Regions from separate parts of the Homo sapiens genome. Here region 1 is linked to region 2. A link is a loop called in an ENCODE intact Hi-C map of the cell type or tissue named here. Cell type or tissue: GM12878. All regions are shown on one strand. Links, peaks and the distances in the headings refer to the core of each region. The heading gives the core; the rest is flanking DNA. Region 1 has its middle 310 kb from the start of LINC01440. Region 2 has its middle 370 kb from the start of LINC01440.

The links. Peaks named below come from ENCODE experiments on the same cell type or tissue, not always from the same donor. Only the 100,000 strongest peaks of a DNase experiment are listed, where the experiment ranks them.
Region 1: a loop joins it to region 2, with 2.2 times the contacts of the local background. A loop is called at or near these places in 2 of 110 quality-filtered maps.

Annotation. Positions count from the first base shown.
Region 1 is chr20:55,114,557-55,119,948 of GRCh38, reverse strand. No RefSeq gene overlaps it. Among named protein-coding and RNA genes, the nearest start is that of LINC01440, 310 kb to the left of the region's middle. In GM12878, for the core only: no CTCF peak of the experiment used is centred there; DNase peaks (open chromatin) are centred at 2,118, 2,378 and 3,058.
Region 2 is chr20:55,049,980-55,055,371 of GRCh38, reverse strand. No RefSeq gene overlaps it. Among named protein-coding and RNA genes, the nearest start is that of LINC01440, 370 kb to the left of the region's middle. In GM12878, for the core only: no CTCF peak of the experiment used is centred there; a DNase peak (open chromatin) is centred at 2,705.

The DNA.
Region 1 (5,392 bases), core at 184-5,183, 65 kb before region 2:
TGGTATATGTACACAGTGGAGTGTTATTCAGCCACAAGAAAGAATGAATTGTCATTTACAGCAACGTGGATGAAACTGGATGCCATTATGTTAAGTGCAATAAACCAGACAAAACACTGCATGTTCTTACTCATATTTGGGAGCTAAAAAGGTAGCAAGTAGGATGGTGATTACTAGAGGCCAGGAAGGGAGGGTGCAGGGAATGAAGAGAAGTTGGTAAATGGGTACAAAAACACAGTTAGATGGAAGGAATAAGGTCTAGTATTCAAAAGCATAGTAGGAAAATCATAGTTAACATCATTTATTGTATATTTTGAAATAGCTAGAAGAGAAGAATTGTAATGGTCTCAAAATAGACAAACAAAAAAAGATAAATGTTTGACATGATGGGTATTCCAGTTGCCCAGATTTGATCATTACATATTGTATGTATGTATCAAAATATCATGTTACCCCCAAATATGTACAATTATGATCTATCAATAAAAAATAAAAATATTAATATAAATTTTGACACATTCATATTGTGAAATATTACGTGTTAATTAAATGCTACTTTTAAAATAGTTTTGTGAATTGGTATAATGTATACAATATAAGGCATTCAAAAACAATCAGGATAAAAATCCTCAGGATAATTTTACTTTCAAAACAAATTTAAATATGAAGAAATGTTACATACAATGGTAATGATAGTGCTGTTTGCAATGATAAAAAATGAAAAAACCCTAAACCTTCAATGTGTTGAATTTATGTGTTCATTTAAAATCACGTTAAAAGAAAATTTAATGGATTGTCAACTTGTACTTACTATATATTCAGTAAAAAAGGCAGGATAATAAATTCTATGTAGAGAATGTTTCTAATAACACTTCAGGACTCAGTTCCTCAATTTCTGGCATTGAGTTTACTTCACTAAAGGATCAAGGAAGGTTTTCTGGAGAATGCATAGAAATTGATTCCTAAACATAGATGCATCTGTGTTTTCCCTCATTGTACTGCAGAAATATAATAAATGGACAACTTTTTTTGCCTAGTGCTTAATTTCATATGCCAGTGTTTTTTATTTTCTTTTGCATTCTATTCTTTCAGTGCCTTTTAAAATTTTGACAATGAGTGTATGCTAGCTTAATGACCAAGAGAATAGGCTCTATATGTCATGTGTGTGTGCTTATGGGTTGTGTGTATATGTGCATGTGTGTGGGTGTGTGTACTCTCCAGAATACTTATTTATATGTACACATATATGTTTTATTTATATTAATCTCCTGCTACCTGTCACTTTTTCTCTCTCATTTACCTATCATCTGTCTCTCTTATCTATCATCTATCTCTCTTATCTATCTATCTATCTGTGAGCTGCAGAAGATCAACATACACACATACACATGAGCAGACACTCTTTATGTTTGCTGTGCTAGAGTCTATATTTGTGGCCACTGTTGTTGGTTACAAAATTGGTATGTATTTCCTTATAATCCTAAGTAAAATCTCTTGAGTTTGGGGGGTTTTGTTTTTGCTTTTTGTTTGTTTGCATGTTTGCATGTTCTTTGAAAGAACACTTCTTTGTGTTCTAAGGATATTTTTTAAAAATTCAATTATTTCTGAAACGCTGGTTGGGGAATACTACTGGGTAATTAATAACAACATGTACATAGACAAACACTGGAATCTAATTTATTCAGTAATGTGACTTGAAATTGGTAGCTAATTTTGACTACATTAGGTGCACTTCTGTATTCACAATTCTAACCCGAAAACTTAGTTGGAAGGCATTACATTTTTATTAATTCAAGAAAACAAGCTTTGCATTTGTCTTCTTACTAGCTGAAACACCGGGCACAGTGGCTCACACCTATAATCCCAGCACTTTGGGAGGCTGAGGCAGGCGGAACACGAGGTCAGGAGTTCGAGAACAGCCTGGCCAACATGGTGAAACCCCATCTCTACTAAAAATACGAAAATTACCTGGGCATGATGGTGAGGGAAGAGAGAGACCCTCTCATATGGTTTTATATTGTTTTATGCTCAGTACCTGTTTTAAGAAAAAAAAAAAAAAAAACAAGGAAGTGAAATCAAAGACAGGCAGCCCAGTGCCAGGGCCAAAACCAGGCCTGGGCCTGCCTGGCCTAAACCTAGTGGTTAAAAATCAACTCATAACTTAGAAACTGGTGTTATTCATAGATTCCAGACATTGTATAGAAGAACATTGTGAAACTCCCTGCCCTGTTCTGTTTCACTCTGACCACCGGTGCATGCAGCCCCTGTCACGTACCCACTGCTTGCTCAAATCAATCACGACCCTTTCATGTGAAATCTTTAGTGTTGTGAGCTCTTAAAAGGAACAGAAATTGTACACTCAGGTAGCTCGGATTTTAAGGCAGTAGCTTGCCCATGCTCCCAGCTGAATAAAGCCCTTCCTTCTACAACTCCATGTCTGAGAGGATTTGTCTGCCACTCATCCTGCTACAATGGCACCTGCCTGTAATCCCAGCTACTCAGGAGGCTGAGGCAGGAGAATTGCTTGAACCTGGGAGGTGGAGGTTACAGCGAGCTGAGATCACGCCACTGCACTCCAGCCTGGGTGGCAGAGTGAGACTCCATCTCAAAAAAAAAAAAAAAAAAAAAAAAATTAAAAAAATAAAGTTCCCAAACTATGGAGTCACTCTATGTTGTTTTTTTTTTCCTTGAAAAATAAACCGAAAAGTTCAGAAACAACAACAACAAAAAATGATGGGAAGGCAAATTGTAACCTTGAGCTCTATGTATTAAAACTACATTTGACATTTTGTCTTAGTCTATGAAGATAAAGTGGAGGTAGTATTCATTCCATTAGTTGAAGGTTTCTCGGCTTCCACAGCTCTCTGTTTAAACAATCAAAAATGTATTTAGATGTTGTCAAATGTCTCATGAATAGGAGCATAAGATCACTTTCAGCTGAGAACCACAGAGTTAGCCCATCAGTCAGTCTCTAAACATTTTGAGATCTTACTTTGCATCCATCATTGTACTGAGTGCAGAAGACAGAGCAAATAAAATGCAGCCTTGGCTTCAAGAAGCTCGACTTCTAGAGACATGAAAAACAATCAAAGAATGAGTGTGGCATTGTGTTTGCATCATTAAAGAATCACGGAAGGTTTTCTAGAGAATGCAAATGAATTGAGTCCTGAAGTATGACTAATATTTAACTTGTATACTCATCTTCATAAAGCCATCTAAAGGAGTGTAGAAAGGCAAGGTTCAATGAATGATCGAGGTGTGTTAGGAGAACAGGGCGCTGAATGTTAAAATGGAGCAAGCCATGTTGGAAATTGAGATTGGACAATTTCATTCACAAAGAAATTACTCTAAAACCAATAGTAAGTGCATAATAGAATAAAGAGTGAATGGGAAGTCAGCAAGTGCCACTTGGCAAGTAAGAACATCTCAGTTCTGAAATGTGAATTGTGTTATACAACTGCATTCAATTACATTGTTTCAAAAATCAAGGAATGGGGCAAACTATTTTACTTTAAGAAGTCCCTGTCTTCCCTTTGTCATTTTTTTTAAAGAACTTTTGGTGCTCAATGTTCTTTAAGAACATGTAGACCACAGACAAATTAAGTTTTCTTTAAAATTTATTAACATATGACTATATTTATATTCTGTTGACCCAGGTTATAGGAAGAAGAGAAACATTAGAAGGAAAACCAATTATCTGCTCTGTGACTGTGTTGATCCATTTAATACTAATGTAATTTGAATACATTGATTCAAATGAGCAAATATCTTAGAAGCTTATCATGTGTCAGTCAGGTAATCTCGGGAAGGAAATGTTTGAAATACAACCTCTGACCTATGGGAATATTTAGTCTAATAAGAATATTGCTAGAACAGAATCAGTAGTAACAAACTTTTTTTTAGCTAATATTAGGTACTGGACAGTATACTAAGGTCTAGGGATGTAAAGATAACACAGTCCTCACCTATACGTGCTTGCTGGCTGGCAAGGAAACAGACGTCATTGAAAATCTGAAAGCTGTCCATGGAGCCAACAGGGAGAAGTCATAGAAATTTATTCTACTACCCCAGACCCTGAAAATCCTCACCATCCATAAAGACTGGATATCTCCATTATTTCCAGAAAATTAAAAATCAAGAGTTGCTATCTGGGTGAATTAGATGTTACAGTTGCTCACACTTCATATAGGCATTACAAAGACTGCTTACTATGAGGAATACACACAGGGAAACCTCAACTTTGTTGCTCCCAAACCCTGAGAGTAGATTATATCACATTGCTAAACTCACTCAGTGGGGGGCTCCCTGCCACATCCATATCATCCACATCAGTGATGGTCCAGGCCTAATGATTGGATAGGAAGTCAGAGACTCAGACATTAGGCTGTGGTCATAGTGTGCAATGAACATGTCATCCAGTTCCTGTGACCCCAGTAATCTCAATTCTTATCTTACACATGGGGATACACACAAAAATGAGTATGAGTACATCACATTGCACAGATTCATGAGACCCATCTTCATCAGAAGAGAGCTGAGGTTATGATATAATCACATGAGAAATTAAACTAACAATGAGCCTTCAACTTCAGATCAGAAAAATCTGAAATTAGTATATGTCTGACTGCAAAGTTGAGTTGAAAGAAGCCAACAAGTAAAGTAAGATCCCTTGATAATTTTGGCTAAGTCAGTTACAAGGGAACAGAAGGAACTTCATGAAGTAGTCCATTGGAGGGAAGAGAACTGAGTCTTGTGTTGAAATGTGATCATTCTTATTACATTGCTTTCTCATTAATATTGTGCCAGGCAAATAAATCTCTTTTGTGTCCATTTTAAGTTAAAAAAAAATTCCCAGAGGGCCCAGAAAACAAATAGCATGGAATCATATGTAGATTTATGATGAAACAAATAAACCATAGGCCTAAGGACCCCTCACGTTCATGGACCTCTCCAAGAATCTGAGAAGGATCCCAGAAAAGCATTCACATGATCATATGCTTTCGTTACATCTGTAGAATTTGGGTGTTTGAACTAAAATCTATTGTCTACCATCGTTTTTTATTCTGACTTCCTTTTCATCACATTTCCCCTTGTGTAGGGCAGATTTGAAGTGGCTTCCTCTTGGGAATCTCTGCTAAGTAGAAGTACTAATGGGAATGCATTTAATTAGGGGAATATATTTATTTGTTTACAGCCATTTCCATGTGTGGTTAAAGCATTGCTAAGTCTCCAAAGTTTGTGAATGGCTTCAAGGAACTTCTCTCCCTACTACTGTGCCATCTCATCTGGTGCACAGAAGAGAGCATTCTTGCAATATAATGACACCTGGCACAAAAATCATTTGGGTAATGAAGGAGAAACAATGTTTACAACATAGGGAATCCAGTAGCAG
Region 2 (5,392 bases), core at 169-5,168:
TATGGCTTTTTAAACCATTGAAATTATTAGTGAAAGCTGATCCTTCAGGGAAGGTGAATTTGTTTTTTCCACAATATTGCTACACTATTGAAAGAAAACTCTGAAATTTTCAGTGTCTGACAAAAACAAGGGCTTACTTTTCTCATTCATAGATTTCAGGTCTGTGGGGTTTGGCTCATTTGCTTGGGCTGGGTTGGGCTGGGCTCTAGGCTGTGGGTTGGGTTTAGTTCTACTCTGCATGCCTTCAATATTCAGGGTCTAGCAGCTGCCCACTGAATGTCCTTTTCATGGGAGATCATGGGAACACAAGAGAAAAACACAAACTATTCAAATACATTTACAGCTTGGTTAGTACTATTAACCTTAATATCTCCATAATCAAAGCAAGTTATTCAGGCAAGCCCAGTGTTAAAGAGCATGGAAATATACATAATCTATCATTAAGTCATAGTAAATGTAGGGAAATGGAATTCCATAACAGGAAAGAGGAACCAATTGGAAACCATAATGAAATCTACTACAGGAGGTCGAGGAAGCATTTTTGAGAATTTCCATGCGTCTCCAGTACAATTTGATCAATTTAACTGGATGAAAAGCTATTAAAGGGCTATTTGATATTGCTCCTGAGTATCTCCACAGTATTAATTCTTCCATGCATACTTTCTGACAAATAATTTCCAGCTCAGTATGAAATGACTTGCACATTAAGGAATGCATTTGGAGGCAGGAGGGAGAAGGTGCTTATAATAACTTCCACCTACATTACCAATTAGTCACTTGGAAACAATACAGTATAGTATTTGAAAGATTGACTTCTTGAGTCAAGACAGCATTTGAATTCTGACTCTGCCATTTACTAGTTGTGTTACCTCTGTCGGGTTACTTAACCACCTTAACTAGTGCCTTCTTTTTGCAAAATGGAGATAATGATATTACCCACCTTTTATGCCAGAATAATGTCCCCCAAAAAGGACATTCACCTCCTAATCTCTGGGACCTGTGAATATGTGATGCCACGTGGCAAAACGAGCTTTGCAGATATAATTGAATATACTAATCAATGATCTTAAAATAGAGAGATTACCCTGGGTTATCTGGGTTGGCCCAATCATGAGTCCTTAATTAGAGAGAACTTTCTGCACCTGGAGGCAGGGCAAAGTGGCAGTAGTCAGAGAGATTCCAAGCAGAAGGCTTTGATACTCTAGCTAGCTCAGAGATGCAGAGGGGCTACTTGCAGGGGCTGGACAGAGGCTTCCATTAGTTAAAGATGGTCACAGATGACAGCCAGGAAGGAACCGGGGACCTCAGTCCTGTAACCACAAAGAACCAGATTCGGTCAACACCATGAATGCGCATGATATCAGGTTCCTTCCCCAGAGCATCCAGTTAGGAACAACGCACTGCAAACACCTTGCTTTTAGTCCAGCAAAACGTGTGTTGGACTTCAGACCTACAGAACTGTGAAATAATACAACGGTGTTATTTCAGGTCAAAGTTTGTGATAATTTGTTGCAGCAACAATAGAAAACTGATACCCAACCTCATGCTATTGTGGTGAGAATCCAATGATGTAACAGGTGTACAGCTCTAAGTATCTGTTAACAGTTTTATTTGTGTGTGTAATTCCTGCAGATTCTTACTCTTTAAAAACATCCAAACTGGAGTGCAATGTCTCAAACTCTCCTGGCATAAAAATATCATTAGCAGAAGTTTTTTGGGTTCTAGCTAATTAGATATGATACCTAACAAGCAGTCCACTTTCTGTATTTGTGTGCACAAAGCCGTCTGCTGCCTGGATACTACAGAAAACAAGTTGCTACAAATCCAACCACTGTAACTTCTCATTAAGTTTCCCTGGTGACTGGCCATCAGTAAAAGCCTTTCTTTACCTTGAAATGCAAATGTTAACATTTCTCACCAACAAACCATGCAAGATAAGATTCTAAATTATGGTTACAGAACATAGGAGAATGGGCAACCTGATTTTCTACACCATTCCTCTCCTCCAAAATCTCCTTCTCTTCCCATGTGATTCATTAATTATTTTAGTTTTTCTCCCCTAAACACCTTTCATAGGAAAGTTGAAAAGATGAATTTGGAAAATCTAGAGTCAGAATAATTTGATTATGAAAGGAAAACACACACACACACACACACACACACACACACGGAGTCAATAAAGGCAAGTTTGAGAGCCAAGAATACTTGGAAACCAGATTATTCGTGTCTTTCTGCAAACAGGTGCATTTCATTTGCATGATGCAGTAAGCATCTCAAACAGATGGGTAATCATGTGGGAGAAATGGCTATCGATAGCCATGCATAGGAAAGAAAATGGAGCTGCTGGTGTTGTGTTACCTCTTCAATCCAGCATTTTGCAACCCTGATTTTTTTTAATCCCACCACTATATATTTTAGTAGAAGGAAGCTACTTGTTTTTTGGGGGAGTGGGGCATCAGAAAAATTGTGCCAACTCACATCACCCCACATTGAAACGTCTGGTGTGTTTGGTAAATAATGATGATTTCAGAAACGACCTGCTGCTCCGAGTGGGATTTAAGCAAATCTCCTTCTTCCTTATTTAGCAAATTATAATTGTGTTGGGGCTTCCAGAGGGCCAGGAAGGGATATTGAGTCATACTAACCAAGCCTGCAGCAGCAACAAAATCATAGTGGGGAAGTGCTACTAAAAGCTTTCATTTTCTGTTACTCTTACCTAAGTTACCACAGTTTGGGCCTGGACAAACAATTGCCATGGCAACCATTATCTCCAGCAATTTGTATTCCTTGCTCATTTTTGTTCCACTTTGACAAAGCATTAGTCTTTTCATGTTCAATTTATTTTTTACCAGTCAGTTATACTCACATATGCAGCCTTGCTTAGCATCCCCTATCACATTGATACATTTTTTTTAATAGCCTGGTATTTGGCCATGCAGAATGAAAATGGTTTCTTTTGTTAACTATGAATTAAAATGTACCTGCTCACAGTTCTGCTTTTATCGCCAAAGTTTCCTTCAAAATGATTGAAGAAGATGGGCTGTCTTGAGGTACCATCTCCCAACTCTTTGTAGTTAAGAACTGGCGGACAGAGCTGGCCTGATCCAGACAACTTTTAAGGATGAAATTGAAAGTAAAAAGGATGGATGCCTAACTAGATTCCAGTAGCCTTTCCTCTAATCAAAGTACCAGCCTTATGGATCATTGCTCTTTCTGGCCCTGAACCTGTCTCTCTCTCTCCCTTTCAAACATAAAAGTACAACGTGCTGAGATTTGTCCCTTTAAAGGCCTTTAATATCAACTTTCCTGTGCTTTCATGAAAAATAATTACACATGCTTCTAATCCTTTACCTTACCAAAAATTTTCTTTGGTCTCTAGTGCTATGATTAGAACATAGGAGAATAAATTTGTAGCTCTTTTCCTGCTGGATAAATTAAGGGTCCTCTACAAGCATTTCTCCTCCCAACAGACAGCAAGGAAGTCAGTTTTATTTGCTACCAAAGGCTGTGGCATAGATATATGTTTTCATGTGTGTGTGACAAAAAACATCAAGCATTATAACTATTAATTGCTAATTATAATGCTATGTGCTTTATCTAACTCAACATAAGTCTTGCAATCTTTATTTTACACAGGAGGGAAAAGGAGATTTAGAAAGATGAACTAACCTGGTCAAGGTCTCATAGGCTGCTAAGTGGAAGAGCTGATACTTATACCCAAACACTGAAGCACTGTTGCAGTTGGTTTTAAATGGCAGCATGTTTCTGAATCACATGGAAGGCTTGTTAAAACTCAGATGACTGGGATTCTCCCCTCTCCCCTCTCCCCTCTGTTTCTGAGTCAGCGAGTCAGGAGTGGGGACCTGAGAATTTGCATTTCTATCAAGTTCCCAGGAGATGCTGTAGTAGCTGGTCAAGATCCCACGTGTTCAGAAGCACTGCACCATTGCATACTTAATTAAACCGTATTAGATATTTTAATTAAGCATACGATGGTGCAGAGCTGACTGCCATCACCTTCTCAGAAATCAGCTTTTCCTGCCTTCCATTTCTTTTTTCTTTTCTTTTTTTTTTTTTTTTTTTTTGAGACAGTCTCACTCTGTCACCCAGGCTAGAGGGCAGTGGCGCGATCTTGGCTCACTGCAATATCGGCCTCCCAGGTTCTTGCGATGATTCTCCTGCCTTGGCCTCCCGAGTAGCTAGGATTACAGGTGCCTGCCACCATGCCCAGCTAATTTTTGTATTTTTGGTAGAGATGGGGTTTCACCATGTTGGCCAGGTTGGTCTTGAATTCCTAACCTTGAGTGATCCACCCGCCTCAGCCTCCCAACGTGCTGAGATTACAGGCGTGAGCCATCGTGCCTGGCCCTGCCTTCCACTTCTGAGCATCTGGTCTCCAATCCACAATTCTTGATCATTTCTTCTCCCTCCCAAGTCTACCCATTTTATCATCTTTCCATCTACATCTTTCCATCTTCATCAGTGCTATGCTGGGACTCCACCAGGGGCTCATCTACACAGACTTCCTAACTGGCCTCCCTGACTGGTAGGTCCTTCCCGCTTCCCTCTCCTTCCCATCCCCTGCACTCAGGCTAAGTTATATATTGTGAATATGAATCTGATCATTTCTTTCTCATGTGTATTTTCTTTTATTAGCTTTCTTTTGTCCATAGAAAAAGTCCAGATTCCCACACATAGATTATGAAACTCTGAAGGAATACTCTTCATTTCCAGAAGAAATGATAATTATTAGAATAGAAATTTTAAAACATAATCATTATTATTTAATTTTGACATCAGTAAATGTTACAGCAAAGTACTGGTTGCTAGGAAAGTGTTAGGAATATTTCATTTCATCTGGGGTTAGGGGCACAGGTCTGGGTGGGTTTCCTTGAAGAATTCATATTTAAGCTGAGACTTGAGGGATGCAAAGGAAGGAGTGGAAGTAGGTAAGGGTTCAGGGCGATAGGCTCCCAGGACTCCAGGGAGCTATGGAAAGGGTGCCTCCTGTACATAATATTATTCTTCATGTGAATGGTACTTCTAAGTTCTGTAAAACTCTGGCCCTGTGAAGAGAAAGGACATTCCAGGCTGAGACCAGCATGTAGAAAGTCTGGGATAAACTTTAAGAAGATATGCTGATCTCAAATACTGGCCATGTTAATTGCCATTTTTTAATTGCTATTTGCCAGTTTATTTATTATGACAGTGTTTTCCCAAGCACTTCAGAATCTGGGGAATTTTTTAATAGCCGAATTTCTGATACCATACCCAACAATACACACACAAAGGACAGTGGAATAAGAATCTACAAAGGTAGGGCTAAAATAATTATTCAGATTTTTTAAAAAAAAGATTCAGAATCCTGAGAAGATTCTGATATATCTAATTC